2 separate regions of the Homo sapiens genome follow, and region 1 is linked to region 2. Evidence: chromatin loops called from intact Hi-C (ENCODE). Cell type or tissue: ascending aorta. All regions are shown on one strand. Each heading gives the region's core, and the rest is flanking DNA. Links, peaks and the distances in the headings are about the cores only. Region 1 overlaps AFG2A (AAA ATPase AFG2A). Region 2 overlaps LINC01091 (long intergenic non-protein coding RNA 1091).

What was found. A loop is a pair of places that touch in the nucleus more often than their neighbours do. Peaks named below come from ENCODE experiments on the same cell type or tissue, not always from the same donor. Only the 100,000 strongest peaks of a DNase experiment are listed, where the experiment ranks them.
Region 1: a loop joins it to region 2, with 2.7 times the contacts of the local background. A loop is called at or near these places in 12 of 110 quality-filtered maps.

The regions. Positions count from the first base shown.
Region 1 is chr4:123,094,082-123,110,532 of GRCh38, reverse strand. The region is part of intron 14 of AFG2A (AAA ATPase AFG2A); the gene reads right to left. Among named protein-coding and RNA genes, the nearest start is that of AFG2A, 180 kb to the right of the region's middle. In ascending aorta, for the core only: CTCF peaks have their summits at 7,251 and 7,452; no DNase peak of the experiment used is centred there.
Region 2 is chr4:123,776,096-123,792,546 of GRCh38, reverse strand. The region is part of intron 3 of LINC01091 (long intergenic non-protein coding RNA 1091); the gene reads right to left. Among named protein-coding and RNA genes, the nearest start is that of LINC01091, 130 kb to the right of the region's middle. RefSeq lists a cis regulatory region at 7,774 and enhancers at 7,690-7,859, 16,234-16,293. In ascending aorta, for the core only: no CTCF peak of the experiment used is centred there; DNase peaks (open chromatin) are centred at 5,406 and 6,816; H3K4me3 peaks cover 816 bases; H3K27ac peaks cover 4,118 bases.

The DNA of each region.
Region 1 (16,451 bases), core at 4,020-12,019, 680 kb after region 2:
AAAAGCAAATATTAATTTTCTGTAGATATACCTATAAAATTCAGTATATACATGATAGTTTTGCTTGGATTACATTTTTACTTCTTTGTTTTCCATGAAGAAAATCCTTGCTGCTTACGAGAACATTTGGCTTTTCTCACTGTCTGCCAGAATACAGGTTTAGGTCACAAATGTGAATGTGAAATATCAACTCATGGAAACTTGGCTGCAGAATACTGTTCTCCTTACCAATTTTGCAACTATGTAAGCAGGGCAATCAACTATCACCAAAACACAGTCATGAATATAACTGGAAGGAAGAGAACTTTTATGAGAAATTATTCTTAATTACTTAATGGTGATTAAACTCTCAGCATTACTTCCTCAAGGCCATCAGAGTAGTTAACATGAGCTTTAATCTTAGTGTTCGTTTTGCTATTCAGTAAATATATTACTGAACTACCTTCTACTAAACACATATCACCCCCAAGAAAAAACTACATGTAGCTAAAGTGAGAAGTTAAAAACAGAAAATACTAACTTTCTCAATGAAGAACAGAGAAAACAAATTAAAAGATATACAATTTAGCTCAGCAAATTATTTGCATTTTGAATTAGCAAAATATAGCCAGCAAGTGAAAAGCTGATGCTTTCTAAATTGATTAATATAGTTAATAAGAAGGCAGGTTTATTTCATACTAACTGCTACTATGTGTTCCAGGTACCTGAATATACCAGTAAATACGACAAAAATCCTTGCTCAAAATAGACAAAAATGCTTCCCTTGCATTAGAGCAATGGGAGACAGACAATAATAAATACTGTGTATAAGTAAACTATGTGGTAATAATATTCACTACACTACACTAATAAGCACTCAGAAAAAAACAGCTGAGTAGCATAAAAGGAGGTATGGAGAATCAGAGTGAGAAAATGGGTTGGAGCACCTACAGTGTCAGATGATTGATATAATCTTTTCCTATGAGGCTCAATATTATTATTGCTTCAGATAAGAGAGATCTATCATATGAGTATTTCTTAGTTCTAACAATTACTAATACCTTTCTATAAGCCATATTATAATTAGTAATAAAGGGCCAGATGGTACACATTTTCAGCTTGTCAGCCATACCGTCTATATAGCACTATTCAACTCTCCCATTGCAGTGTGAAAGCACTCACAAGAGAAAAAAAATGAATGTGGCTGTGTTCCAATAAAACTTTATTTCTAAACACAGGCATAGAGCACAGTAGTTTTCCAATCTTGGCTTAGTTTAGCTAAATGCCTTAATTCTAATGTTAAATTTTCCTGGGAGTATAGAGATAAACTTATCATCTATTTCCTAGTGTTTAACTTCAATTCTAATTGTCTAACAAGCAAAGATAAAACATAAATACAACAACCGACACACATATACCACTTCAACCTCCCTCTACCCTCCTCCATCTTCCCTCTTTCTCTTTTTCCCCTCTGTCTTTACCCAAATCACTTAGTAATATAATGCAATCATCAAAGACTGAATTCTGGTTTATAAATGCAGTAGCAAAAGGACATCAAATTATTAAATACACAATTCAAAGACATTAAGTCTGATACAGAATTTAAGAATAAACCTTATAAAGTTGTTAAACTCAAAATGTCAGGCCTCTACTAGCCTCTAAAAAAACACACATATTTAAAAAAAAATGCGTTAAGCCCCAAACTATAGAATTAAAGAGGCTGAACTCTTAGAAATTCCCAAAATATCCTAAACATTCATAAAAATATAATTTTGCTCACCTTCTCCAACATTAGCATTCTATTTTCTTCAACTTTCTACTTAGATAGAATATACTATACTTTTATAAAATCCTATGACAAATATTCTTTTTTGTACTCTAATACAAAAAAAAAAGTTCCGGAATCAAGATTTCCAAAAGGCACTCGTTTTACAACTGGCTTATCATTGTCTTTTTCATAACAAAACATACCTCTGACTAAGTCTGTCATCAAATATCTTGATGTAAACAGAAACAACATGTAACTTTTAGGCCATAAATTGTACTGGCATAACAAAAAGGTAAACATTATTACTTGGTATGAAACATAATTATTGATACAAGGCACTGGTCTGGTTTACCTGCACTGTCCCTTCTAGGAGACAGGAGTATAATCTAGCTTTTTTTTTTAAGTACATTTTCATAATTTTAGTTATATTTATGAAAATTAGATTAGAAACTGTCAATACACACATAACTGATTTTTGTTGCTGAATAAATTCTCTAAAAGATTTACATGTAAAATATCTAGTTAGCCAAATTTTTATTAAGAAATCAAATTCTCTAAGAATCTCTCCAGCACTAAAATTCTACTTATTTCTGACCCGAAACTTGGGAGTAATGATGGCAGCAGCGGCCCGTCTGGAGCGCGGCTGTGAGGACGCCCGCTGCACTGGGTAGGTGCGGCTAGAGTTGCAAGCTCTGCCAAGCCGTCAAGGCTGCGAACGGGCAGGAGCCCTGGCCCCTACTGAGTTGGGAGGGCGGGGCTCACTGCAGTTGTCCAGCCGTGACTCTGCACCCAGGCATCCTTGTGTTCTTGGGGGCCTGGGAAGCCCTCCTGCCCCTGCAGGCTCAGAAGTGACTGCTCCTGCTCCCTGGCCACTCCGATTGTGGCGCAGGCTCTGGGCAGAGCAAAGTTGTGGCCAAGCCTGGGTGCTGTCACAACTCAACTGGGTGTGCCTGTGCTCAGGGAGACACTGAGATGCCAGCCCCCAGCCACCTTGAACCCCTCTGGACTTTGGGCACTGGTGAGCATGGGAGGGAGGCTGAGGAGGGCTGAGGGTGGTTTGCCATAGGGCTTCAGGCACTCCTTGGCACAAACAGCCTGGGGGCCATGGATGGCACATTCCTGGTGACAGAAGGCAGACAGGCTCCTGGGTGCAAAGGGGTGGGTCCCTGGTGAAACCCCACCTTCAAGACATGGACAGCCTGAAGCCTGGGGGCTGGGCTGCCAGTTCCATGTGGAGACCTCGGCCCAGAGTGAGAACTTAGGGTGCTTTCACTGGGCCTGCCCATGGCCACCCATGGACCAATCAGCATGCACTCTGTCCCTTCTGAGCCCATAAAATCCCCTGGACTCAGCCAGACTTGGAGAGACTTCAGGACTACTAGCTGCAGAAAGGAGCTACCTATGTTGGGTCTCCTGAGAGCTGTTCTGTTGTTCAATTAAAGTCCTTTCCACCTTGCTCACCCTCCAGTTGTCCACATACCTCACTGGTCCTGGACACGGGACAAGAACTCAGGACCCACCAAATGGAGGGACTGAAAGAGCAGTAACACAAACAAAGCTGAAAAACACCCCCAACCCTGACTTGCCACATTGAGGGTGATGAGAAGGAGAAGAGTTGCAGCCCTCTGGGGAGCCCAGACCTAGGGGCTCCCTGAGGCAGGGCTGTGACACCCTCTTTGGGGCTCTGGTTCCTGGCTTCTCCAAGCTTCTGGGCACCACTGTGTTCCCCTCGTCCAGTCACGGGTGCACAGAGTGGAAGATGTGTGCAGTACATCTGGTCCAGCCACAGCCTTGCATGGAGCCAGCACCTGTTATCAGTGTGTGGAGCTGCCCACCCCATGCAGCAGCTTGTGTGCCTGACTGTGCATAGTGGCAGGAACCTGGGCTCACTTGCCCACACAACCCTCACCGCTCCACGCCTCGCTCGCCCTTGGCAGGTGTGGGATTAAGGCCAGTAGCACGAGCAGAGTGCAGCCTGCTGGGCTGAGTGGGCAGAACAAGCTCAGTGGGTGCGAGCAGTACTCAGGCAGAAGGAGCCACTGGCCATGGAGGTTTCCAGCTGGTGAAGCAACACTCCAAGTCCCCTTCTTTGCTGAGGTAGTTCTGAGCCCACTGAGGCAATAACAATGCAGGTCTGTGTAAATGGGTTGTAAAAGATAGTCAAAGGTTGGTAAAAGAGCGGAGAAGCAGGAGGCCTTACCTCCAAGTGAAAAGAAACTGTTGCTGAAGTATAAAGCTGACATTTTCCTTTGTGTTCCGAATTAAACAATTTTTTTTAGGGTGGTTTGGGTATACCCCACATATTGTAAAATTCAATCTCTTTACTTTTACAGCTAGAAGGGTTCTGACAAATACAGGCATACCTCCAAGATACTGCAGGTTCAGTTCCAGACCACTACAATAAAGCTAATATTGCAATAAAGCTAATATCACAATAAAGCAAGTGACAAGAATTTCTAATTTACCAATATATATAAAAGCTATGTTTACAGTATATGATAGTCTACTAAGTATGCAATACCAATATGTATGGGGGAAAAATATATATACCTTAATTTAAAAATCCTTTATTGCTAAAAATGCAAATGATTATCTAAGCCTTCAGCAAGTTATAATCTTTTTGCTGGTGGAAAGTCTTGCCTTGATGTTGATGACAGCTAACTGATCAGGGTGGTAGTTGCTGCAGGCTGGGGTGGCTGTGGCAATTTCTAAAAAAAAAGACAACAATAAAGTATGCCACATCGACTGACTCTTCCTTTCATGAAAGATATCTTTGTAGCATGTAATGCTATTTGATAGGGTAAACCACAGTAGAACTTCTTTTAAAGATGGAGTCAATCCTCTCAAACCCTGCTGTTTTAACAACTAAACTTACACGATATACTAAATCCTCAGTTACCATTTCAACAATATTCACAGCATCTTCACCAGTAGATTCCATCTCAAGAAATCACTTTATTTGCTCAGCCATAAGAAATAACTCCTCATCCATTCTAATTTGTTCATGAGATTGCAGCAATTCAGTCCCAACTTCACACTCCACTTCTAATTCTAGCTCTTTTGCTGTATCTACCTTATCTGTAGTTACTTCCTCCACTGATGTCTTGAAGCCCTCAAAATTATCCCTGAGGGCTGGAATCAACTTCTTCTAGACTCCTGTTAAAGTTGACGTATTTTCACCTCCTCCCATAAATCATGAATGATCTTCATGGCATCTAGAATGGTGACTCCTTTCAAGGAGGTTTACTTTGCCCATATCTACTATTACAGCAGCAATAGCCTTAAGAAACGTATTTCTTATATCATAAGACTTGAAAGTCAATATTACTCCTTCATCCATAGGCTGCAGAATAGATACTGTTTTAGCAGACACAAAAACATTAATTCTCCTTGTGCATTTCCATCAGAGCCTTGAGTAACCATGTGCATTGTCAATGAACAGTAACATCTCAAAAGGAATCTTTTTTTTTCCTCAGCAATAGGTATCGACAGTGAGCTTCAAATATTGAGAAAACTGTGCCGTAAACAGATGTGCTGTCAACCAGGCTTTGTTTTTCCATTGATCGAGCACAGGCAGAGTAGACTTAACATAACTGTTCAGAACCCTAGGATTTTCAGAATGGTAAATGAGCACTGGCTTCCACGTAGTCACCAGCTGCATTAGCCCCTAACAACAGAGTCACCCTATCCTTTGAAGCGTGAAGCCAGGCATTAATTTCTCTTCTCTAGCTATGAAAGTCCTAGATTACCATCTTCTTCTAATATAAGGCTGTTTTTGCTACATTAAAAATCTGTTGTTTAGTTAACCACCTTCATTAATTATCTTAGCTAGATTTTCTGTATAACTGGCTACGGCTTCTACATCAGCACTTGCTGCTTCACTTTACATTTTTATGTTATGCAGATAGCTTCTTTCCTTAAACTTAATGACCCAAGTTCTGCTAGCTGCCAACTTTTCTTCTGCAGCTTCCTGACCTTTCTCCGCCTTCACAGAATTGAAGAGCATTAGGGCTTTGCTCTGGATTAGGCTTTGGCTTAAGAGAATGCTGTAGTTGGTTTGATCTTCTATCCAGATCACTAAAACTTTCTCCATATCAGTAATAAGGCTGTTTTGCTTTCTTATCATTCATGTGTTCACTGAAGTAGCACTTTTAATTTCCTTCAAGAACTTTTCCTTAGCATTTACAACTTGGCTAAACATTTGGTGAAAGAGGCCTAGCTTTTGGCCTCTCTCAGCTTTTGACATGCCATTCTCATGAAACTTAATCATTTCTAGCATTTGATTAATGTGACAGATGTGAGACTCTACCTTTAATCTGAACATCTGGAAATCATTGTAGGGTTATTCTTTGGCATAATTTCAGTACTGTTGTGTCTCAGGGAGTAGGGAGGCCCAAAGAGAGGAAAAGAGACAGAAAAATGGCTGGCTGTTGGAGCAACCAGAACACAAAACGTTTATTTATTAGGTTTGCTGTCTTACATGGGTGTGGTTTATGGTGTCCTAAAACAATTACAATAATAATGTTAAATATCACTGATCTCAGATCAAGATAACATAATAATAATAATGAGGAAGATTGAAATATTACAAAAATCACCAAAATGTGAAGTGAGAATATGCTGTTGGAAAAATGGCACCAATGGACTTGCAGGGTTACCACAAATACTCAATTTATAAAAAATACACTACTTGCAAAGTGCAATAAACCACAATATAACGAGGTATCCCTGTATATGCAGTCCTGTAATCACCACTACAGCCAAGATATAGAATATCTACATCATTCCAAAAAGTTTCCCATTGCTGCTCTGTGGTGAAATTTCCTCCCTCAGATCCCCGAACTGATTTCTGTCCCTGCAATCCTCACAATGTCAGTATAGTGTATAGTCTTTTATATCTGACTATTTTTACTTAGCATAATGCTTTTGAAATTTATCCATCTTTGCATATATCAATAATTTGTTCCTTTTCATGACTGAGTAGTATTTCACTGTATGGACATGTTGCAACTTATTTATTCATTCACGTAGGTAGACATTTGGGTTGTTTAGGTGTTATAAATAAAGTTGCTATAAACATTACAAACAGGTCTTTGCTGGACAATTTATTCATTTTTCTTGGGTAAATACCTAGGACTGAGATTGTCGGATACTATGTTAAATATATATTTAACTATATGTAAGAAACTTGTGTATTTTTAAAAATGAAACAGTATCACTTAAATTATGAATAAAGCTACTACACTGGCTGATGATACGTCATAATTTTTTTAAGAAAGAACAAACACACACCGTACTTCTAAACTTGCACAATTAAACAAGGAATGCACTAGTATTGTGTAAAATACATGTAAAGTGCTCATATTTGACTAAAATTAACTAGACATCATATGTAAAACACATAGCATAGACTTAATGCATACTGCATACCTAATGACTGCTAATTCTCCACTGTTCAACTTTCCTTTTTCCCAGTGCTCTCCGCTCCCCAGTCCTCAACTCACACAAACCCACACTTAAATTTGAATCATTATTTGTTAAATCAGTTATAAAAGAGGACACACTCTCTTGCTTTTCTTCAACTATTATCTCTTAAAGCAAAGCCAGTTTCATTCATTTCTTTAAGCTGCTCTTTGGATAAATAAGGGGGAGCCTCTAAACGCAGTAGAGCCTGTACTCAGGAAACATTTCAGGTGAACATCACCATCTTGTGTCAAAAAAGAGTAACTGCAATACCAAAGTTATCAAATAGAAAACAGAGAAGTCAAAATGTATGAAGGTTCATTTTTTTCCAAACTTATTCTGACGCATGTGTCAATTAAGTGTTGCAAAGCTTAAACTCTTCATGTTTTATGAATTTAATGCATTAAAATTTCAAGCTAGATTGTGTATATCATAAAGGAACTAGGTTTTCTATTACAGGCCCCTTCAGATACTTTTTTGACACCACACACACACACACACACACACACACACACACACACACAGAATGCCAGGAACAAAATGACACTTCATTATTGTTAATACTCTTTATGTACTTTAAAATTAGCCACCAAATTGCCCTTCTACTAGTGACTTTAAAACATTCAACATATAGTCCCAGATTTAGGTTTTGGCTACACTGAACATTCGTTCTCAAACATGAGATTCTAGGAGCATTAACAATAGAAGACAAGAAGCTTTTTCAAATTTATAAGTGATTCAACTTTAATCATACAGTTAGATATTTCTATTCTAACTCAACATTATTTTTACATTCATATTCATTAAAAAATAGTTAAAAGTATATTAAATAGAACCAAAATATTGCAGGCTAATCAGACATCTGTGAAAAAAGAAAATATGCTGCTCAACAAGTTCTCCTTTTTCAAAGAGTAATAAATTTTAAATGAAAAAGTTAAGGTGTACTTCAACTGTCAAGCAAGGTTTTTATTACACAACAACAGCCTTAAAGGCTGATTGATTGCTTTTTCTTTTTTTTTTTTTTTTTCTGAAAATCACATGGTTAATCACTTTTGCACACCTGGATAATATCTGCTTGCTTTATGATCTGTTTGAAGAAATAAACGTTACAGTAACAAGAAAGTCTGGGAAGGTGGTACCTAAAAAGAAACAAAACAGAAAACAAAAAACAAAAACCTCAGAAACTTGTTTGGTAAGTAACATCCTTTTATATAACATTGATAATCTCTATTCTTGTCTGTCTCTGTGTCACAAAAGAAGATAATTGTAGAGCTTGAATGATATATCAAAGATTATCTAGTACATTTTTCACAGGTACAGAAACAGATGCTCAGTGAGGATAAATTATTTCAAATAATACACAGTCTGTTAATAACACAGCTAGCATCAGAAACTAAGATCTCTGCAACCATCTGTCTGCCTTTACTCTTCCATTGCTTGTTTCTGTTAGTTTTGAGCTTTCCTATCACACTCTGTATAAGGCACTCTGGCCCCTATCATATTTATCCTCTGTTACAGGTGTCAAATCTCATTTTCCTCCAGACCCATTTCCTCAGCTACATTGCTGGCATTATGCAAAAGCTCCTTTCCAATGTTGTGCACTCTCAAAAAATTCATCCAGAAATACTAAGGTTTGGGAAGGTCTGTGCCCAAAGCACTATAAGCAAAAAGTTCAAAGAAGAAAAATACAAAACTCCTCATACAATAAGTCTAATATCACAAATTCATGAAACGGCAACTATAAAGAGCAAAGTATTCAGAAAATTAAGTACATATTTCAGCATTGTCTTAAAGCTAAAAGAAATTAAAATAGCTGGTTTTAAATATCTATGGAGTTCAAACTAGATTAGTGTTGAACTCTTCACCTTATCAGTATATATATAATAAAACTTTGGTTATGAATTTATCTGAATTTCAATGAATGAATATAAGTCTGCTCACTCTTATCTATTTCCACCAAAGAAAGCAGAAAGCATTTCTTTACCCAGATAGTATTCTTAATAGCAGAATTTTACTTTCATCTGTTCTTCCTCCATAAATAATCTCAACCATCTAGTTTCTCTTTAGGAGTTCTCTTTGGTAACTCTTCAGAACATCCCCTAATTATCTCCATGTCAATTAAATGTTCCATGAAGTTCACCTAGATTGGGGATCTTGAACTAGATACTTTAAACAATTTTTCAAAAAGAAAGCTATATAAATTCTTCTTGGTATTTAAGATATATAGTGCCTTTGCTATCAATGAATAAAGAAATACATAGAGAATGACAGAAACAAGATCCCACAGTTGACAAGTTGGGAAGATTAATCAAATCTAATAAGATGAATTTAGTAAGAATAAATTCCTCTATTCCTATGGCCTAAAGCCTTTGTAGCCATAGCCATGGAAATAATTGGGAAATCACTTGGACTTAAAGAAAAGAATATCTGGGAATCATGTGAAAAGTAGGAGAAACTTAGAGGAGCTAATTTTGGAGGATAACTTCTATATCTGGTATATATTGTGCCTCAGTTGCTGAAACTTAAATCAAATTAACTGCACAAGCCCAAGGCGTGAAAACTATTATTTAGCAGACTTTGAAGAAAGACCTGGGCTTTTCACCTTTGTTGTTGTTCCTGATGACTTTATTCAATAGCAATCTCAATGTGCAGCTGACAACAAAGCTAACAAAATCCTGGAATGCATTAGGAGAAGCAAGGTATTCAGGGTAGAGGCAGCAGGAGTCTCACTAAGTTGTGTACTGATAGAACACAACCAATCAATATATATTTGTTGGTGGATGTTACAACTTCAGAGCAAAAAGGACAAATAGTTCACAAGAAAAAGATGAGAATGCTTTAGACGGAAAAACAATGGCATATGAAATAATCCAAAATGTCAAGCCTGAAAAACAAAAGACTGGTTAGTGAGATAAAGTGTAAAGACAAGATAACTAACAGTTTTAAAAAATAAAGGAACACCATATAGAAGAAGGATTAAAAACTGTTCTTTACAGACTTTGGAATAAAATCAGGTAGAGGTATAGAGGGTTTAGGGAGACAAACAGCTGCTTGTTCATCGGATTAAAGAACTTCTTAATAGTCTGACACAAAAATGAAATGGTCTATTTCGTGAATTAATAGTTCCCCATCAGTGTGGGTGAATAAGCAAAGGATGAAGAAATGATGGGTTGGGATTTTACAACAGGTGTCAGTGTATCAGATGGGTCATCTAGACCATGGAGCCTTCTATGTCCTCTCCAGTCTTGAAAAACCAAATTTCTTTTAGACCTTGGGTATTGACAGCAACATGTATTTTATTATGGTATTACTTTCTCTAATATTAAACATACTTCAATTCACGTTGACAACATCAAATATTATTTACTAAACAAATATATCTAAACACAGAATCTTTCAAAATTTAGAAATCTAAGCCTGAAAATCCCAATGTTGCTAAATACTAAAAAGGGCATACAACTCATAACTACAAAAAGCTAATAACCAATGGAACTTTAAGATTCAGGTGGCATGAATAAATATTTACATTACTCATGTAATAACAATTGTAGATTTATGAGTTTTCGGGAGTCAGTTGGAAAAAATAAGTATTTAGTGGAAGAAAATGTATTTTAAAAAATTAAAGATTAAGAGAGCTTTCAAGAGGGGATGGTGTATGCTTGAAATAAGTTAATTCAGCCTCCCTACTATTATTTAAGTTCAGTATTATATTTTTTACTCAAATACGACTTATAATGTATCTTCAGAAAACGTACGTGTTAAACATTTTAAACAATCTTTAAAAAAAAAAACTCTGTGGCTCATTCAACTCAAAATGAATTAAAGACGAATAAAGAGCTAAAACTGAAAAACTACTGAAAGAAGTTATAGGGAAAATGTTCCATGACACTGGCCTGGACAATAATTTTTTGAACATGACCTCAAAAGCACAGACAACAAAAGAAAAAATAGACTAATGGGATTACATGAAGCTAAAAAGCCTCTGCACAGCAAAGGAAACATTCAACATAGTGAAGAGACAACCTATAAAATGAGAGAATATGTTTGTAAACCAAACCTGATAAGGTGTTAAAATCTAAAATACCAAAATTTATAAGGAACTCAACAGCAACAAATGACCTGATTAAAAAATGGGCAAAAGACCTGAATAGACATTTCTCAGAAGACATACAAATAGCCAACAGGTATATTTTTTAAGTGCTCAACATCACTAATCATCAGAGAAATGCCAATGAAAACCACAATGAGATACCATTTCATACCTGTTAGAATAGCTATTGTCAAAAACATGAAAGATAAATGTTGGTGAGGATGTGGAGAAAAGAGACCCCTTGTACACTGTTGGTAGGAACATAAATTACTTCAGATATTAGAGAAAATAGTGTGGAAGTTCCTAAAAAATTTAAAATAAAACTATCTTATGATCCAGCAATTCCACTATTGAGTATATATCCAAAGGAAATGAAATCAGTATGTCCAAGAGACATCTGCACTCCATGTTCACTGCAGCATTATTCACAATATCCAAGTCATGGAATCAACCTAAGTATGCATCGAAGAATAAGCGGATAAAGAAAATGTGGTATGTATACAGAAGGTAATCCTATTCAACCTTTATTAAAAGGAAATCCTGTCATTTGTGACAATATGGATCAACCTGGAGGACATTATGCTAAGTGAAATAAGCCAGACAAAGAAAGGCAAATAGTGCATGATCTTGCTTATATGTGGAGTCTTAAAAAGTTGAACTCACAAAAGCAGAAAGTAGAATGGTGGTTATCAGGGCCTGGAGGTCTAAGGGAGTTGGGAAGATATTGGTCAAAGGATACAAACCTTCAGTTAAACAGGAGAAATAAGTTCAAGAGGTCTATTGTACTGTAGGGTGACTATCGTTAACAATATATTGTATACTTAAAAATTACTAAGAGAGTTGGTTTTAAGTGTCCTCATCACAAAAAAATAAGAAGTATGTGAAGTAATGCACATGTTAAATAGCTTGATCTAGCCATTCCACAATGAATACACAATTATCAAAACAACATGTTGTACTCTATAAACAGATACAATTTTTATGTCAATTAAAATAATCTTTTTTAAAAAGAAACAAAAACGTGAGGTTCATATATGAACAACAGACATTAAAGGCTACTAATCTTCTAAAAACTTACAAGGACAAATCAAGAGTCAGGAAACTTTTTCTGCAAAGGTCTAGAGTATATAATTTAGGCTTTATAGGCCATAAGTCTGTACTGTAACTACTCTACTACAGTAGTGCAAAAGGAGTAACAGACAAAACATAATCAAATTAGTGTGGATGTGTTCTAATAAAGCTTTATTTATGAGGACTGAAAGCTGAATTTCATATAATTTTCATATGTCACAAAAAACCACTTTTAAAGTATTTTCCTAATCATTTAAATATGTAAACACTATTCTTAGACAATGGGATATGCAAAACCAGTTGGTGGGTCACGTTTGGCCTAAAGGCCATGGTCTGCCAACCCTTGAGATAAAGCGTCTTTATCTTATGAACATCGAAATGAAGTAAGACCCACATATGCATACAACCTCTCACCAGTCTCTCTTCTCTGATCTCTCCCAATTCTCTATCCCCAAAGCCAAAACTTGGAAGGGGCTGCCATAGAAGATAAGAATAATAACTGTCATAGAAGTTAAAACACCTGGAGTTTTAAAAACAAACAAAAGAAGAATCCAGCAACAATAACAAAAACACTTATGAGAGTCTTGTGTAAAGATGGCAAAGCTGAAATTGGAAAACAACCGTACAGGACGCTTTCCAGCTTTAATCTTAATATGGCTCACCAAAGACTATTCACATCATTTTGATAAACAATGTGAAAGATTAATAGGCATCCATTCCTTAAATACTTTTGGGAAAGTAAAGAATTATGATTCATTTGAACTATTAATGTCAATTAGTCCTTGCAGCTTTTTTTTTTTAGTTCTGACTTAGCTAAGAAGAGTAATATTAGAAGAGCAATAGTTATAACTAGGAAAAATGGAGAATGAAGAAACATTTGTAGCCTTTCTTCTGAGGGTATTTTTGGAATACTAGTCATTTGAATATCGAAAGATACGTATATTTAGCTTTTTATTTGTGGACATTCCTAAATATTGTTAATTAACTTTTCCCCATGTCATAAAACTTTCTAGAAAACTAAATTTTAAGCTGGATGCTGTGGTGCACACCTATAATCTTAGCTACTTGGGAGGCTGAGGCAGGAGATTGCTTGAGTCCAAAGGTTTAAGGCTGCACAACTTAATGATCTGTGAATAGACACTGCACTTCAGCCTGGCAAAACAGCCAGACCTGCATCTCAAAACAAACAAACAACAAAACCCAACTTCAATTTGCAACAATGTAAGAAAACAAAATGTTATGTCTTATTTAGCTCATTAAGCACATTTCCTCTTCCAGAAAAACTGTAAGGAAAATTAATGCCAATTTACTACCTCCATGAGTCTAACACAACAATAGAAAATAATCCTGAAACCAAAATTATTTAAGACTTCTACATATCTTTCACAATTTTTCTCAATTGGGCAATCTTTTCCATAGATGGCTTAAAGTAAAATTTTTGAAGTCCTTCAAATTTCCTACTACAAGAAAACTAGGTTTATACGCTAGGGATAATGCTTATAATTTAATAGTTCTTATTAGGAGCTTGTTATATAGTAGGTATCCGTACTAAAAGTACCCAAATAAACTGAATTCAAAGATATTCACAGAATTAAAACTATTTTGAGGCATGCTTATCACCCGAGAAAGAAGACATGATCATGTTTTCCTTAAGATTCAACACAAATGTATAAAATGTCATGGACTGGACACTTCTAAAGGGGCCACACAGCAGTTGTTAACAATGAACAACATAAATTCCAAAAGTTTGGGCATTTAACTATTATTTGGGCATCATTAATAAATTAGTTGTTTGTTTCTAAACTCTCCTGATGCTAAGCAAATCCAGACCATCAGCAATCAATCTAAAGACAATGAGCCTACTTGATATCACACAATCTCATTAATCTTCATCTGTCCTACCGCATCCTATCACTCTTACGCAAAATGAACACTAGAGGACTCAACTTCAACTTCTCTTCACTATCTAAGCAGGAGGTAGAAAAAAGCCTCGGGGACTTAGGGACATCACAAGCAATTATTTCACCAGCCTAGTGTGCTACATCACAGCAAATGAGTCTGACATGTAAATGTGACATAGCAAGGAGTAAAATAACGCAGTTCTTGAGCTATGTGTCTCACTGTCTTTGCTAAAACACCAGAATCCCCAAGAAACTTTGGCTTTAGTCTCCCCAGAAGACATGAAACTGAAATACTGTCAAAAAGAGACACTAAATATGCACAACACATGGGTAACATAATGATATCAATTTCACTCCTGTGACAGTCCAGGAATTCTCCTTGTTTTAACATACTAACCTAAAATCATCATAACATAGAGGTTGTGGGGTAAGAGGCAACAAGATTGTAAAATATGCTAGCTAATTTAAAAGGCCAAATGCCTGGATTTAATGTAGCCAAAATTACACTATATATATCAATTTCTTTGACCCTACAATGATCTTTTTTTTTAATCAGTTTTAGCCTAAAAACATAAAATGTACTTTAACTCTTCGTCGCCTCTTTTATTCCTACTACAGTTTCTTCCAGACAATAAAGATGGTAAAAACTGTGTCTTTACTTCATAACAGGATGTTGTTGTTTTAATTGTCCTTAAAACTGTTTTGTTTCTACCAGCACATTCATGGCACAGTTTGAACATTACGTGCTAATCATACAAGTGTGGAAACAACTTTATAGTACTATTAAACAATATAAGTAATGTTCCACAGTAGTTCTTCAGAGAAAAAGTATCTGGAAAGGAAACAGACTTAAAATTTTACTGCATATTCTCTTGTATTTCACAAACTTTAGAGAACTTGACAAGGACATACACTTTTGATACAGTATATATCATCTGAGTAGTAACAAAAGTATAGTTAAAAAAAATTCATGTTCCACAGGGAGTTCTACCTGAAAGAGAAATGAATTAAATATTAAACTTTTTTATAATTATCACTAAATACTGAAGGCACTTTCCCCACCATAACTACAGAATATATACAGCACATTTAGGCCATGGTTCAAAATAAGAGGGAATCAATGAATAAAAAGAGGGATGTGAGGAAAGTGTGGATAAAAGATATATATATATATATATACACACACACACACACATATATATATATATATATATATATTTTTTTTTTTTTGTGGGGAGGGATATAAAGAAAGTGATTTTGTATGAGGGACCTTGCATGGTGGATTCTTGTCCTAGAGTAAAGTAACTGGTTGTTTGAGAGGGAGATGGTGTAGGACAGGTCACAAGGTCCAGACATGTCATGGATGGTCTGTGTGGGTGATAATGGGGTTTGTGAAAGGGAATTTGTGAGGGGAGTTTTGTGTGTGATTAAGCTGGCTGTGACTGAAGGAAAACTGTTCGTGGTAGACTTTCTAGAAAATGGTCTAGGTGTTAGAGCCAGCTTTTCTTAAGGTATTAATTTGCTAACTTACCAGAATTTTTGCTTTTTCAATTCTGTGATTTATTTCTTTTGAAAGCTTCTCAGATTTGTGTAACTCTTTCCTTTAGCTTTTTTGTCAGCTCCTGTAACTTGTTTCTCCTCTGGTTCTGACTGCTGTTATGGCCTGATACTAGAGTGTTTTGCCTTAGAGATCTACAGGAACACTTTTCCCCCAGTATAGCTTGATTTGATGCTCTTGGTTTTTCTTGATATATAATCTTATTTTTGGCTTTTAATATTTGACTCCTATATTGCTTAAAATGTTTTAAGCCACCTCCATTCCTCTCTGGCCTAAAATGTTTAATTGGCTATAAGTCTTTTGACTTACACGTTCCCCGGCCAAAGGAAATCCTACAGAAACCTAAAAAACTAATTCAAGCCATGATGGGAAATAGGGGGTTGGACAGACTTCACTATGCCACCCCGGCTCTTGGAATTTAGGCCAGGTTCAAAAGGCCTTTCAAAATTATGAAAATAAAGTGTTGCCGTTTCCCACAAAGAAAAAAATAGTTCCTCTGTTTAACCAGACTTAGTCTTACTAAGAACTTAAAAAGAAAGATCCCCTGATGATCAATTACAACCCAAAATGGAAGGACCCCTATCAGGTATTGTTAAGGACCTCCACTGCTGTCAAACATTA
Region 2 (16,451 bases), core at 3,699-11,698:
AATGTAAAGACATAAGAATGATAGAGTGGACTTTGGGAACTCAGGGGGAAGGGTGTAAGGGGGGTGAGAGATAAAAGACTATACTTTGGGTACAGTGGGCACTGCTCAGGTGATGGGTGCACCAAAATCTCAGAAATCACCACTAAAGAACTTTTCCATGCATCCAAAAACCACCTGTTCCCCCAAAACCATTGAAATAAAAATAAAATTTAAAAAAATTCATTCTAGGGTTATGTAATTATAGATTTATAAAGAAGGCTAGACATTTAATGAACTTAAAATAATTAGGAAATGAAAATAGTTTTTTTAAAATCTATTTGAAGTGGAAAACAATGATTTATAATAATTCCATGCCCACTAACTGCACCAGATCTACTAAGGTCAAGAATTCCAGGTACACAATGGTCAAAATATTTTTTTAATGTTTTTTGTCTTCCAAAAGTTTCTAGGAACAATATTACTTTTCAATTATTCAAGTCACCCTGGGGCCATTGAAATCAAACCAGTGTAAACACATAAATTTGAAAATTAATCCCTCTGCCTTTTCAAAATAGGGTACTGCACTGGTCTAGAAAGTAAGAGATTTCTGGAATTCCCAACTTGCAAGCAGGTATAAACCCTGAGAAATATTTTCTTCCTTGCTAAACCAGAAGAGATCCACCTGAAAAGAAATAATGTTTCGTTAGTTTTTTGTTTGTTTGTTTTGTTTTGTTTTGTTTAATTATGCTGTTGCAGTTGGGTCACCACCAATGGAATGTGCATTCTGAGCTGGTCATCAGTGATATTATTGATCTGTACCAGGACTAACTACTCCAACCTGGCTGCCTATATACCCTAATCCCCACTGGGCCAGCCAAACCTCACTCTCATTCTCCACTGAATTGTCCTTTGTCCCTTGCAAGTTGTTTATTCTCTGAAATGTCATATACTCCAAAATACCTTTCCTCATTTTTTCCAGTTCTTAAACTCTTAGTCTCATCCCATGCTTCTCTCAACCCCTCTCTCCTACCAGCAATTTCCTGTTTTGAACAAACCAACTAACTAAACTAATTTAATCTAAGAGCTAACATTTTAAATTGACTATTAATACAAATGACTTCATGAACTGATACAGCTTAAGGAATTATGGGAGTATAGGGGCTATCCCAATACCATTCTACATACCCTGTAGACCAAGTCCAGTCATTCTCCTATCACCACCAGGTCCTCCCCCTGGCCAACAGCAAATATTTAGGAGGTTAACTAAGACACAGAATGTAGTCAACTCTATGGGTCAGAGAAAAATTGTTGGTATTGTTATTAGACCTGGCATCAGGGTCACTTCAGTATTATGCTTCAGTTCCTTGCTACACAAGTTTGGTGCACAGACCAGCAGCATCAGCATCTCCTGGGAGCTTGTTAGATGTGCAGAATATCTGGGTGCCACCTCAGATCCATTAAATCTCCACGGATTTGCAGATGCAGTAAAGTTTGAGAAGCTGCTGTAATTTACAAAGCTAAACATCCCTAGCAAGTTTTTAACACATACTATGTGGTTGCAATAAATGTGTAAGTTGATATCCTGCTCTTTTTATTAGTAGGAAACATGGGGATATCTTCAGAGCACCTTTGGTCCTATCTGGTCCATATGAAGTAATGGAAGAAGAATGTTCTGGCAGCAGAAACCATGGAGGCTGGAGGCAAGCTTTGCTCTGTTACCCTCATCTGTTGGCAGCTGCTTTCAGACTGCAAAAGTGAACTTTCTGGTTTCAACCTTCACATCATGTTATAGTCATTAACAGCAGAACGATATCTGGACTCCACATAGGCACAGTATCAACACTTGGCTATGCATTATGATATAAACACAAAATCAAACCTAAGGGATGTTCCATATAATTGCTCCAAATGAAAAAAATGCCCAGGCACAATTCTTTACTGGGCATTTCTATTACAAAGATATATAGAAAGATCTTTTTCTCCATAGCAACAGTCCAATAATTTTTTCATGTTTATTTTATACTTTGGGATGTAAAAAAGAGGATAAAGGTGTAGAATGAATGTACTGGTGATACCTATAAGCCAGCCATATCACCTAGAATGAAAGAATTGTGACAATTGATAAGTAATCAAATTAAGTATCCTGTTTGGTTCGTGTCCACAGGAATGCAATTCATTAAATACTAGTGGGTATGTAGCCCCATGAAAGCTGGTGCCATGCCATCAGCCAGGGTTCTAGCCTTCTGGCTCATATTTGGTAACAAAGAAAGAGAATTTCTGTAATTCCAACAGCAAAACCTAGTGGAAAAATTGCAAGTTTTCTGCCTAAAACTCTCCCAGCCAACCTAAATACAGAATAGCATGCAGTATGTATTTCTGCATAATTTTTAAAGACCATAAAAGGTGTCATAATGGAGTTATAAGGGAGATCAAGAGAGATTTAAAATTATAACAAAACTCAACCATTGTGGAAGAGAATGTGGCAATTCCTCAAGGATCTAGAACCAGAAATACTATTTGACCCAGCAATCCCATTACTGGGTATATATCCAAAGGTTTATAAATCATTCTACTATAAAGACACATGTACACATATATTTACTGCAGCACTATTTACAATAGCAAAGACTTGGAACCAACCCAAATGCCCATCAATAATAGACTGGATAAAGAAAATGTGGCACATATACACCATGGAATACTATGCAGCCATAAAAAAGAATGAGTTCATGTCCTTTGCAGGGACATGGATGAAGCTGGAAGCCATCATTCTCAGCAAACTAACACAGGAACAGAAAACCAAACATCGCATGTTCTCACTCATAAGTAGGAGTTGAACTGTGAGAATACATGGACACAGGGAGGGGAACATCACACACCGGGGCTTGTCAGTGGGTGGGGGGCAAGGGGAGGGGGAGCATTAGGACAAATATCTAATGCATGCGGGGCTTAAAACCTACATGGCAGGTTGATAGGTGCAGCAAACCACCATGGCACACGTATACCTATGTAACAAACCTGCATGTTCGGCACATGCATCCCAGAACTTAAAGTAAAATAAAATAAAATAAAATAAAATGAAAAATTATAACAAAACACATTCTAGTCCAGCAAAAATAGTAGCCTGGTCAAGGCCACGTCATAATAAAATATTTTTCCATCATCCCCCATGTATTGAGCACCTTTTTTTCCTCTGGGTTTTCTCATTCAAAATGTGAATACTATATGTGGGATTTTTTTCAAAAATTTCCACATTGGCTTTTCCCCACTGGTTTTGGTGGCCTCGTTAAATTAAGAGAAAACAATTGTGGGAAACAAATAAGAATGTGTATCAACTTTCAACCTGTATATGTATCTATCAACCCATGCCTAAGTATCTATAGCTAACAATATCAAGAAAGGTGCACAGAAAAAAAATCAGACACCAGAGCCCATGAAAACTTGGTATATATAATGTTTGGTTTTCATAAAAATTTGTCTTTCTAATTCCCCTAACTCTAGCCCATAGTTACTTTTTCTATAGCTCTTATACTGGAATACATACCTTAGGTTACTATATGTGTTAAGACATTCACTGGGCAAGAATTATGTCTTTTAAATTTTTCCTACTGCATAAGTTAAGAGTTTGGTAAAGTGTACACAAAAGCAGTCAATGAGCACTCATTTTTGAAAGATGCATGAAACTCTTATAATTTTTTGAGGCATGAATTTAAAAGGAAGTTCTTTATATGAAGACAGAGGGTTAAGTGTGTGTAAAGGAGTAGAACTGCTATTGCTCAATGAACAGTATGACCAGCCCATCTAATTTAACTGTATTTATTTGTATAAAGGATACTGAAAGCAAATTCTTGGCCTGAGTTGCTTGAAGTCCTGGACCTTCAGGGCACCCATCAAGAGGGAAGAACTTGTCCTGCCCCTTATCCTTGTTGGCTTTGACCTAATCAGGGAAGGTGCTGACCCTCTCACTGGGCTTGCAGGCAAATTTCCACCTGTACTCATCATACACACTTGTCCACTACTCTGAAAATATGGAGAGAGATAGAGACAGAGAGAAAAAGAGAGCAGTAGATAGAGGGAATAGCCACTACCTCCCACACTACTTAGCAGTATAGTTTAAGAGACTTAGCTCAAGCTGTACTACCTTTGTTAATGCCATCAAGAAATGTCTATCTCAAGCTGCCTTTATCTTCATAGCTTTTTCCTTAACTACAATATCAATTTTTTGTTTTATTACGCATGCCAGTTGGGCTTGGTTTATTTAGCCTTCTCAGGAAAATGTACACTACAATACCACAGAACACACTGAACTTCCTAGTAAGTACTGTTCAATTCTGATGCTTCATTTTTCCTAATACGCTGTCTTATTCAGTTGCAAGAAAAGCAGTGGGTAGGGTAAACAATCTTTAACCACTTCTCTGAATTTTGAAAATGATTTTAAATTATTCCCTGCTAATTTGGGGGGAAAATTTTAAGTAAAGTACTAAAGAACTTCTAAAACTCACCCGGCAGTGAATTTTCAAAATAAGAGAATCACAGAGCCACTACCAACTTCACAGTAGATGTGTATAAGTTCTTCTCAGAAGGTTGACTACCTCTGGCATTGCTAAATCAGGAGGGGACAGCCCACAATTCTCCCTTTGGCAGCAAGCACCTACACACAGTCATCAGTACAAAAAAGGAAAAAATGAAAACATCCTCTGTTTTGCCAAAAGATTGTCTCAGTGTCTCCTCCATCCAGGGACCCCTACATCTTCTTGAGTCCAGGCCCCGCCTGTTTAATTCCTTAGTACTGGAGAATTCTTGCTAGCGTATAGCTTTTTCTAGGGACTTGACCTTTTCCTTTCTAACTAATGACACCCAACACCACCTTACTCTATGAATTCAGTGTCCTTCCTTTAGTCTGTCTAAAGCCAAACATACCCTCCAAGCCCTTTCTGCCAATTCATCCTCTTTGTTCTTTTTGTCTTAATCATTCCTGCTCTCCTGCTGCCCCAGAGCATCCGCATGCCATGAATTTGCACTCTATAAGAACTAGCTCTTCCCACACAAAAGACATTGCATGCTTTTCAGAATCAATCAGACACAAATTATTTAAAGAGTCCATGTAAATATACACTCCAATATTAATGGAAAAGTGGTGTCACTGCTAAGACTTCTCCAAAGACAAATTTGTAGTGAAAAGCTTTAAAAGGCGAGAATGAATGAAAAAGTTTTTACTATATTAGGCTCATCTGGCCACAAAGAGGTTGAAACTCAGCTGTGAAACAGGCCATCGGGTAGTGAACACTCCACTTTCTTTTCAAGTCCACTTCTGTGGCCACCAATGACCACATAATGCCTACAGAAGGTTAACCCATGTCACTGACTGAGATTGGCACCGAGCCCATTGTCTGCTCCACTTGCAAATACCTTCTTAAACAACCTTATATGAGCAGTTCTCTTCTCAGGCTACTCTAGCACAGCTGTGGCCAGCTGCACTCAGCCTTCAGCCCAGCCATGGATTATATACCAGATGATTCCTGTTCATTGAAAATACTGGAAACAACAAGGAATACATCACACTGCCGAGAAATTGGATCCACCCAGAGAGACCAAAGGAAAGCTATGACATTTGAGGAACAGGCAAACATTTCTCCTGCAAGCATTTACTGAAGCAGGTATATTAGGAGGAAACTAATCCATCAGATTCCCAGACACACATTTATTTTCTGGTTCCTTTGTTTTTAATTTTGTTTCTTTCTGGTTGAGTTCGGGAGGTGGGGGGAGTTTAGCAGAAGGAAAAACTCCTCATACTTTATCCAGTATGTTTTCTTTTCTTCTCTGTCCAAGACTATAAAAACAAGTTTGGATACTCCACCGGAATGCTGTCACAGTTCTGAATTTGGAAACTGATATTACCATGTCCGTAAAGGACAAAGAATGGAGGCTCCAAATGTTGTAATGAGTAACGCTTTTTAAAACTCAGAAAACTGACCAACATCTGAGAACTAACTTGATCCAGCCAAATATTTCTGGGTATAAGAAGAGGCAATGATAATTAGAATTGCTGCTTGTAGATAGGTAGTTTAAACTACACACAGTAGCTGGATGTCTTCAAGGTAAAAGCAACTGAAGAGCATTAGTGTTCAAGTATCATTAACCTCTCCAAAACGTTTCTTGGCAAACGGTTCTGAAGGCCTTCACTGAGTTTCTGTCATTCTTCCCCTCCTTCTGTTCTATGTCTTCCCACACTCAGTGAGTGGAACATTTGGATCATTTTTAAATTGTGTGAGGGAAGAGACCAAGAAAAAAAATAATTGAAGAACAGGGCAACTCTCTAGTAGTAATAAATATTTAACTTGAAAAATGCCTAAGAATAAATATCATCTATATAGGCACATACAAGACTGTGGCACTCCTCTTTTGTTCACATGTAGGATCTTAGAAAAAATAACCCCAATATTTTACTATGAAAGATTATAGGTACCTATGTTTTGATTCACTTTTTTCCAACGTACCTGACTTTAAAGTTTTCCTTTTCAAAGAGCCAAGTGAACTCCTGCATCTTGTCTCCCTTCTTGCTAATTATTTAAAGAGATGACTCCAACGCCATGTTTGAAAATGTAAGAACCTTTTATTACTAAGGGTCAATATTCAGAGCATGGCAACACAGTTTATTTCATGATACTTCTTAAAATTCTTTTCCCACTGACAAATTTGGCCCTTTCACAGAGGCAGGATCATTGAGTTTCTGGAAGGAAAACGCCTTGGGTTTGCCAAGAGTTTCCCCTACTGGGCTGATGACACCTCCTAAAACTACGGAGAGGAAAATGCTCTGCAGGTCAGGCAGCAGGAGTTGAGGTCCCAACTGTGTCTCAATTTGAAAGACTGAGTCAGGCACGCAGCTGCCAGGTGCCTGAGGAATCTGAATTGTTTTGCAACATTAAAGTCATTGTGAATGAGGGGAACTGGTCATGCTGAAATGATGCTACTGTTTCTGTGGAATTTTAGTGATGCCCAGAGCAAGTTGAAAATCCATTTGCCATTCCTTTTTTTCCTAATTCCATTCTTCACCTGCAATGTGTCTCAGGGCATTAGAAAGTGTTTTTGCTACTCAGAAACAAATTGGAAAGAATAGGTTTCATTGAAAACATGCTCAGACTGGATTTAAAATTATAGACTTGTAAGACTTGGGACAGAGAGAAAAGTGAAAGTTATCCGTGGCAGAAACTGTAATAGTTGTCACTAATTATTTTTTCATTTTCTATAGTAATAGAATCCCTGAACTTTAGTTGGGTATTTGAAATACTCTTATTTCCTAGCCATTTTGCACCTAGTTGTGACTATTTGTCTAAATTCTGGATGCACATTGAAGTAATACATGCAACCTATGCCAAATAACCTTAAAGGGAGAGAGTAGGCTCATCATCTTTCTTCTTCCTGCCACCTGGAAAGTGATGTGATGGCTAGAGCTGAAGCAGCCTTCTTGGACCTTGACGTTATCTTAAAAATAGAGGCCTTATGTAGTAAAACTCCAAGCAATGAGGCACCTAGATCCTTGAGGCTTTGCTCCACAAAGCCTTGATCACTTACATTGTATTTCTTTCCTCCAGGCATAAAATAAGAGAGAAATAAGTGATCTCATTTTAAATTTTAGTGTTACTTGCAACCAGCTCTTCTCCTAATATATCATCCAACACATTTTTTACATTGCCTTTGCTTGAAATGTTTCCAGATGTGGTTTGTTTTTGTTTTTGTTTTTCCAACTATCTCCAAAACTTTTAACTTAAAAAAAATCTACAGCTGCTACTGATATTAAAGCTTCCTGCATGTTTATTTCCAGGCAGAAGAAAACTAGGATGTTTTTTCCTCTCCCTTGTTTTGCCATTTACTCTCCTACCACATCCTATTTCACTTCTCTCACCCAGTGCATAGCCCCCTGGAGGTTTCAGCCACCTACAGAATGAATTTTTCAGCAAACAGTTACAACATGTACAAAAATGAAGGTTTATAAAGCTTGAGAGATCTTCGGAAACACTTTTTTAAGAACGGTCATTTTAGTATAGCAAAACCTCTGATCAATTAAGAGACAGGCACTAATAATACCTTCTATAATCAAACTCCCAGCCTCCAAACTTACCAGGAACTTTGTAAGGAAAAAAAAATCAACCTAAATGCCTGTACCAAAACTACCCCAAAAATGTTCACTAGTGTGAGAAGATACTACTGTGAAAAGTTATTGATGATCAAATAGTTTATTTATGTGCATCACACACACATACACATACACACACACACACACACACAAGAACACAAGTTTTAAAAGATCAGGAATAGTGTCTGGCACATGTATTTATTTAACAACTATTTGTAGAATGAATCAATGCAAAGCTTCCTGGGCTGCTATTTTTATTCATCTGCTTATGTTTCTTATCCTCCTTTTAAATCAGGATTAAGACAAGAGAGGAGAATGAGAAAGACTCAGAGGACAGGCATCAGGATAATTAAAGTAGAGAGGGCCACCTAATAAAGTACAGGATCTTCCATATTCTCCATTCAAAGGAACTCTATCAGACATGAAAATAGGCTGTCTCCCTCAGAATCACACACCCAGTTAGCAGCATTTGATTATTCTAAAAGAACTCTGCTTTGGTATTGTCATGCACTTGCTCTAAACCCTCCATACTTGGCAATAAGCCCACCACAGTACCATTATTTAATGGCAGAATAGTTGAAAAGAGTTTGGGTTTTGAAGTCAGGAAAAACTGGGTTCAAAGTTCCTTTAAGACTAGTTGAATAAGTGACTTTACCCCTCTTTTTTTTTCCTGTTAAACAGGGATGTTAACGTTAAGCACCTCACTGAATTATTGAAGGAATTAAATAAAACACTAGTATACTGTCTGGCTAGTATGCAAGTGTACAAATGGTGATGGTTATGGTAATGGTTACAAGTTCTCATGGTAGGTGGTCACAGGGCCCATCTGGGACCTCATTGGCTGAGGTCCTTGCATAGATAAATAAGCATGCATCAGGCCAACTCTCCAGGCCTGTGTTTCTCATCTGACAGCTAAGAGCTTAGACCAGGTCATTTCCAGGAACTTTCTGTTCAACTTTAAAGTTCGATTGGTGTGTTATGGATTCTTAAAATAATTGAGAAAAAAAAACATTAAACACACATTTATTTTTTTATTAATCAGAATTTAGGTGAAATAACACATTTGTGTTGGGTATTTCTCACTTGTGACTCACTTGTTGGATAGCTTTTTCCAGTCTAAGTATGTTAAACTTCATACTCACATTTATCAAATCATTGGGAATCCTGTGATTCATATAACTAACAGGAGGATTGAGAAAATCATTAAACAAATGCCAAAAGAATTTACGCAAAAGAATTGAGTTTGTTGTCTCACTTTTATGATTCCATGATTCTTGGAAATAGTTTTATAAATTTAACATATAATGCAATTCTCTTTTGTGAAAATCATTTTTACCTAAAATTTCTCACTATCTTTGTCAAACATATGAATCTATGAGCTGCATTAAATAAGTATATTCACTGAGATGTTAAATACATTTTTCTTTTAGGCAAAGTATAGGATATGCTAAAGACTTGTACATTAAGTTGTGATATTAATGGAAGGACAGACAGTGAACTGGATACATTTTGATTAAACTATGGCATACAGGAGTCTAAGTGACTTTTCTATCATCTATGCCAGGAAACATATCTACTAGGTTATTTTATTTTCTCCTTTGAAATATTCAGCATCCAACTTGCCCCCCAATTAAAAATGACTGAAATAGCATGGCCCACTTCTTGAAGAAGTCATGAATAAAACCCAAATCTCTGGAGTCTGTTGTCCTTGAAATACATAAAGGCTGAATGCTCAGAAGAAGTAGAAAAAAAATAGTTCTGAAACTCTTGGACAAATAAGAAGAGCCACTCTAAGCAGGGACTAAATTGGATTGGAATGTATGTTTGGATTATTCAGCCAAAGTAGATAATCAAGTATAACAAAACAAAAGCTTGATACCAAACTTGCGGGAAAATTTGTTTTGTCATCCTGAAACCTTCTCCGCTTTAAGCAAATCTTCCCCACCCAAAAGCAAATATCTTATCATACACCATGTTATTGGTCTTGGTCCACTGCACTGACCATAAAGGTAAGGAATCAGCCCACTATTTAGAGAAAATCCTGATTACATAAATTTAGTTTTCCAGTGGAGAAATTAGTCAATTTAAATGTATTTTACCTAAGTACATATCTACTAAATACTATATAATGTACTTGTCAAATTATTAGAAATCAGTAAGTCATGTTTCTATATGTTCAACACTGAGCCAGACACATTGAAAGACATAAAAGACAGCTCCCGTCATCATGATTACTGCCCAATTAATTAAGCAGTTGCTAATATTTGGAAACCTCAAGTCAAAAAGCTTAATAAAAATGCAATGATTTAATATGTCTACCAATTCCAATTCTCAAGTTCAATTGATTCAAATAATATAATTCTGAAACTAATTCATATGTTTGGAAGGACTCCAAGCCTTATTGTCACCACTCAAAATTTCTACCCCCATATAGAACAAGTTTTTCTTTCCTAGAATCATTCTTCCTGGAAGTAGTTTCCACTTCCAAGTTAAAACTGGATCTTTATCTTCACCCCTACTTTTCAAATCCCCCTCTTGATCTAGCTCTTGCCTCTCCCAACCTTCTGGTACATTCCTTAAGTCCTTCCTCCTCCTAAAGATCAGACTCTAGTGTCAAGGCAAAATTCTAACATCTTTAATGGTACAGGCCAACATTACAAAGTACATTGGCAAATGTAATTTATAACTTAGAATTTCATACACATTTCTTTTACATACACATGCATAAGCCTGCTTTCAAAATGCCAGACTTCAACATAGTATTGGGACTTCTGGCCAGGGCAATCAGGCAAGAGAAAGAAATAAAGGGTATTCAAATAGGAAGAGAGGAAGTCAAATTGTCTCTGTTTGCAGACGACATGATTGTATATTTAGAAAACCCCATTGTCTCAGCCCAAAATCTTCTTAAGCTGATAAGCAACTTCAGCAAAGTCTCAGGATACAAAATCAATGTGCGAAAATCATAAGCACTCCTATACACCAGTAATAGACAAACAGAGAGCCAAATCATAAGTGAACTCCCATTCACAATTGCTACAAAGAGAATAAAATGCGTAGGAATACAACTTACAAGGGAAGTGAAGGACCTCTTCAAGGAGAACTACAAACCACTGCTCAAGGAAATAAAAGAGGACACAAACAAATGGAAAACATTCCATGCTCATGGATAGGAAGAATCAATATTGTAAAAATGCCCATACTGCCCAAAGTAATTTATAGATTCAATGCTATTCCCATCAAGCTACTATTGACTTTCTTCACAGAACTAGAAAAAACTACTTTAAATTTCATATGGAGGCAAAAAGAGCCCATATAGCCAAGACAATCCTAAGCAAAAAGAATAAAGCTGGAGGCATCACACTACCTGACTTCAAACTATACAAGGCTATACTCTCTCAGAAGAGAGTGACTATAATATGCTTGATCTCCCCAAAGGAGACAACATGGAAAAGGACTTCAGTTGTACCAGGAGGAATTTAATTTAGAAAGCAAGATTTCCTGACATTGTGATTGAAGGTTCAAACAGGTTACAAAAATTGTTATGAAATCTCTTCTTAGAGGTCTCAAAAATATAACATTAACAGTTTTGAAATAAGACCTTGAATAGCAAATGCTGATTATTTTGATTAATCCTTTTTGAGAGAATAGTTGATCAATGGCTCTGGTAGCTAAGGGACTGGCAATGCAAAAACCAAACCAGCATGATACTGGTACCAAAACAGATATATAGACCAATGGAACAGAACCGAGGCCTCAGAAATAATACCACACATCTACAACCATCTGATCTTCGACAAACCTGACAAAAACAAGCAATGGGGAAAGGATTCCCTATTTAATAAATGGTGCTGGGAAAACTTGCTAGCCATATGCAGAAAACTGAAACTGGGCCCCTTTTTTATACCTTATACAAAAATTAACTCAAGTTGAATTAAATACTTAAGTGTAAAACCTAAAACCATAAAAACCCTAAAAGAAAACCTAGGCAATACCATTCAGGACATAAGCATGGGCAAAGACTTCAAGACTAAAAAAACAAAAGCAATTGCAACAAAAGCCAAAATTAACAAATGAGATCTAATTAAACTAAAGAGCTTCTGCACAGCAAATAAAACTATCATCGGAGTGAACAGGCAACCTACAGAATGGGAGAAAATTTTTGCAATCTACTCATCTGACAAAGGGCTAATATCCAGAATCTACAAGGAACTCAAACAAATTTACAAGAAAAAAAAATAAGCCCATCAAAAAGTGAGTGAAGGATATGAACAGACACTTCTCAAAAGAAGACATTTATGTGGCCAACAACATATGAGAAAAAGCTCATCATCACTGGTCATTAGGGAAATGCAAATCAAAACCAAATTGGGATACCATCTCACACCAGTTAGAATGGCGATCATTAAAAAGTCAGGAAACAACAGATGCTAGTGATGCTGTGAAGAAATAGGAACGCTTTTACACTGTTGGTGGGAGTGTAAATTAGTTCAATCATTGTGGAAGACAGTGTGGCGATTCCTCAAGGATCTAGAACTAGAAATACCATTTGACCCAGCAATCCTGGGTATATACCCAAAGGATTATATACCATTTTACTATAAAGACACATGCACACGTATGTTTACTGCAGCACTATTCACAATAGCAAAGACTCGGAAGCAACCCAAATGCACATCAATAATAGACTGGATAAAGATAATGTGGCATATATACACCACGAAATACTATGCAGCCATAAAAAAGAATGAGTTCATGTTCTTTGCAAGGACATGGATGAAGCTGGAAACCATCATTCTCAGCAAACTGACACAGGAACAGAAAACCAAACACCACATGTTCTCACTCCTAAGTGGGAGTTGAACAACGAGAACACATGGGCACAGGGAGGGGAACATCACCCATCGGGGCCTGTCGCGGGGTGGGGGGCAAGAAGAGGGAGAGCATTAGGACAAATACCTACTGTATGCAGGGCTTAAAACCTAGATGACGGATTGATGGGTGCAGCAAACCACCACAGCACATGTATACCTATGCAACAAACCTTCACCTGTATCCTAGCCCTTAAAAAATAATTTTAAAGAAAAGAATTTTTTAAACCAAAGCTTCTAACATGAGTTGGTTCCTCTCCCTTGTGGAAAGCATAGGCTTGGTAGTCAATGCTTTGCAGTAGTGAGTTCACCACCACAGACAATAAATCCTATCTGTAGTGAGGGACAAAAAAAGGTCTCATTCTCGGAGAAATACAGAGGTAAAAGAAAGAAAGTTAGGCCTAAGGGAAATTACTGTTGCTGGGTGTCCATAAAGCTTGGCTGCATCCCTCTCTTTTAATGCTTGCTTTGTTCAGAACTTCACTGGATTCTATGAGCCAATAAATTCCCTATTTTTCTTAAACTAGTTGAAGTTGGGTCTCAGTCACATGCAATTCAAGGAGTTCTAACTCATATAATTGCCCTCATTTTTTTCATACACCTATTCCCCTTTCACCAATTGCAAGCTTCTGGGATGCAGGTATATTAGGCTGTTCTTGCATTGCTACAAAAAATTCCTGAGACTGAGTAATTTATAAAGAAAAGAGGTTTAGTTGGCTCACGGTTCTGCAGGCTTTAGAGGAAGCATGGTGCTAGCATCTGCTCAGCTTCTAGGGAGGTCGCAGGAAGCTTACAATTATGGCGGAAGACAAAGGGGAAGCAGGCACATAGCGAGAACAGGAACAAGCAAGAGAGAGATTGGGGTGGGGGTGCCACACACTTTTAAATGAGCAGATCTTATAAGAACTCCCTATTCCAAAGACAGCAGCAAGCCATGAGGGATCTGCCCCCATGATCCAAACACCTCCCACCAGGCCCCAACTCCAGCATTGGGGATTACAATTCAACATGAGATTTGGGTGGGGGCAAATATCCAAACTATATCAACAGGGGACATTTTTTACTTATCCACAGTCCTTAACATGATTTGTGGCACAGAGTGGCCATGTAAATAAATAAGTGATAGAATGAATGAGTTGAGTGAATATGCCATGAATTAATGAACCTAGAATAATAACTCATTATTAAATTCAGCAGCAACCAATATCTCTACCCTATGACTGGTGTATTGTCACTAACAAGTCCTAAGGTAACGAATTTAAACACGTAGTCAATCTAAAATGGGAGATGTAATAGAAAACATATACAAAGATAAACATATAAACAAAATTAGCCATGGAAATAGCTACTTATCCTGTTTATTACTGATTAAATAACAGTTTATATTAGGTAAAGGAAAAATCAACACCCTTCTAAACTTACCACAATTTTAAACTTAGGGACCATCATGAAACCAAAGCCTATATTAACTAAAATTCCCTCTCTCTGTTTCTGTTTTTACAGGTATTTAAGTTTAATAATATCTACATTTTCACCCAGATCTTTATAGATGCAAGAATTATAATACCAATGAAAGCTTTAAATATGATACAAATGACCTTGTAAAGACATTTCATAAACTCGTTCATTTAAAAAAGTAACAAAATGTTTCTAACACAAGGATACATTTTTAAGAGAATAAATGGGTGTTTGAATGAAAATAGCATGGTTGATTTATATTCTTTTTCCACCAAAAAAATACAATTGGAGGTAAGAGTAAGCAGAGGTTCTCAATGCTGCAAGATGGCTAACAGTATATAAACCATCCACAATGAGCTATTCATCCCTTCAGTTCAATTTAAGAGAAAAATAAATAGGATTTTAGGCCTCCAACCTTTACAAGGACATACAGTGCTCTGAGAGTTCCACTTGGCTTCTGTCTTTGTCCAAATTATCTTACATTCCAGAATTCTAGAATCAGCCCACACCAGATGGATTTTTCAAGTTTATTTAGGTCTAAACTTGAAGCCCACAGGAAGTATTTTGAGCAGCTCCAGGGTTTGAGATGTGGAAAGGCTCTCTAGGGCTTACAAACAACCACTTTGTGTCAAATTAGCTCAATGTAGTTGGCAAGAGACTGACTGTGCAGCTGTACGGAGTTGCATTGCCAGTCCCTTAGCTACCAGAGCCATTGACCAGCTATTCTGGCTCAAAAAGGATTAATCGAAATCATCAACATTTGTTCTTCAAGGTCTTATTTCAAAACTGTTAATGTTATATTTTTGAGACCTCTGAGATTTCATAACAATTTTTGTAACCTGTTTAAACATTCAATCACAATGTCAGGAAATCCTGCTTTCTAAATTAAATTCCTCCTGGTACAACTGAGGTCCTTTTCCATGTTGTCCCCTTTCGGGAGATCAAGCATATTATAGTCACTGTCTTCTGAGAAGCTGTATCCCTCATAGCTGAAGGTAGTCATCCTACTTAATATCTCCAAGGTCTTATTTTATGATCATATCACCATCTGTGTGATTCTCCTCAGAATCATTCCCAAACTCTTCTTTGTAAACCACGAAGTCTTACGCTGGAAGTAGTACTCAACATCACTTCATAATCTCCCTTTAGCAGGGGTAGTTGATGCGTAATTTAGCTGTAAAATCTTCAACAAGTACTCTGCCTTCAACATATATATCCTCATAGTACCACATTCACAGTCCCTGTAATTTCACAGAGGAGTGTCCAGAAAAATGCCATCTACACTCACCATTTCCTCTCCCTACCTTTCTCCTCAACTCAGGAAAATCTGGCTTTTGCTCAAATAATTAAAATTGGTTTTGCCAAGATGTGAGTTGACAAATCTAATGAACACTTTTTGTTCACATCTCAATAGACTTTTTGGCAGTTTTTGACTCCCTTGCTGTCTTCTGTCTTGGTAGTATCACTTTTCCTCTACCTCTCAGGAAGCACCTTCAAAGTTTTCTTCAAGGCTCCTCTTTGTCTGTCTTTTAAATGTTGATTATCCCCAAGGTTCCTGTCCAGGCACTCTCTGTCTCTCTCTCTCTCTCTCTCTCTCTCTCTCTCTCATCACATCTGCTGTTCCTTACTCTCAAAGCTTTAGCTACACCTACATACCAGTATGTGTTAGAGCAATGTCTTCAGTTTAGATCTTTCTCATAAGTTTCAGTTCCCTTTGTGCAATGCCTGCCAGAAATTGCACCCGCATAAGCACACACTCTTCAAACTTAAGATATTCAAATCTCCATCCCTCATAAGGCTACAATCATCCTATATTTTGTGTGTAGTGAATGGCACAGCATTTACCAGAGTCTCCAGCTAGAAACCTAAGAGTCATTCTTGCTTATTCATTCATTCATTCATTTACTAAACAGCTCTATCTTTGCATCTCCCCAATCCCTGCACTGTACAACGTACTTGGGATAGAATAGTAAAGAAAGCAACAAAGTCCCTACCCTTACAGAGTTTACAGA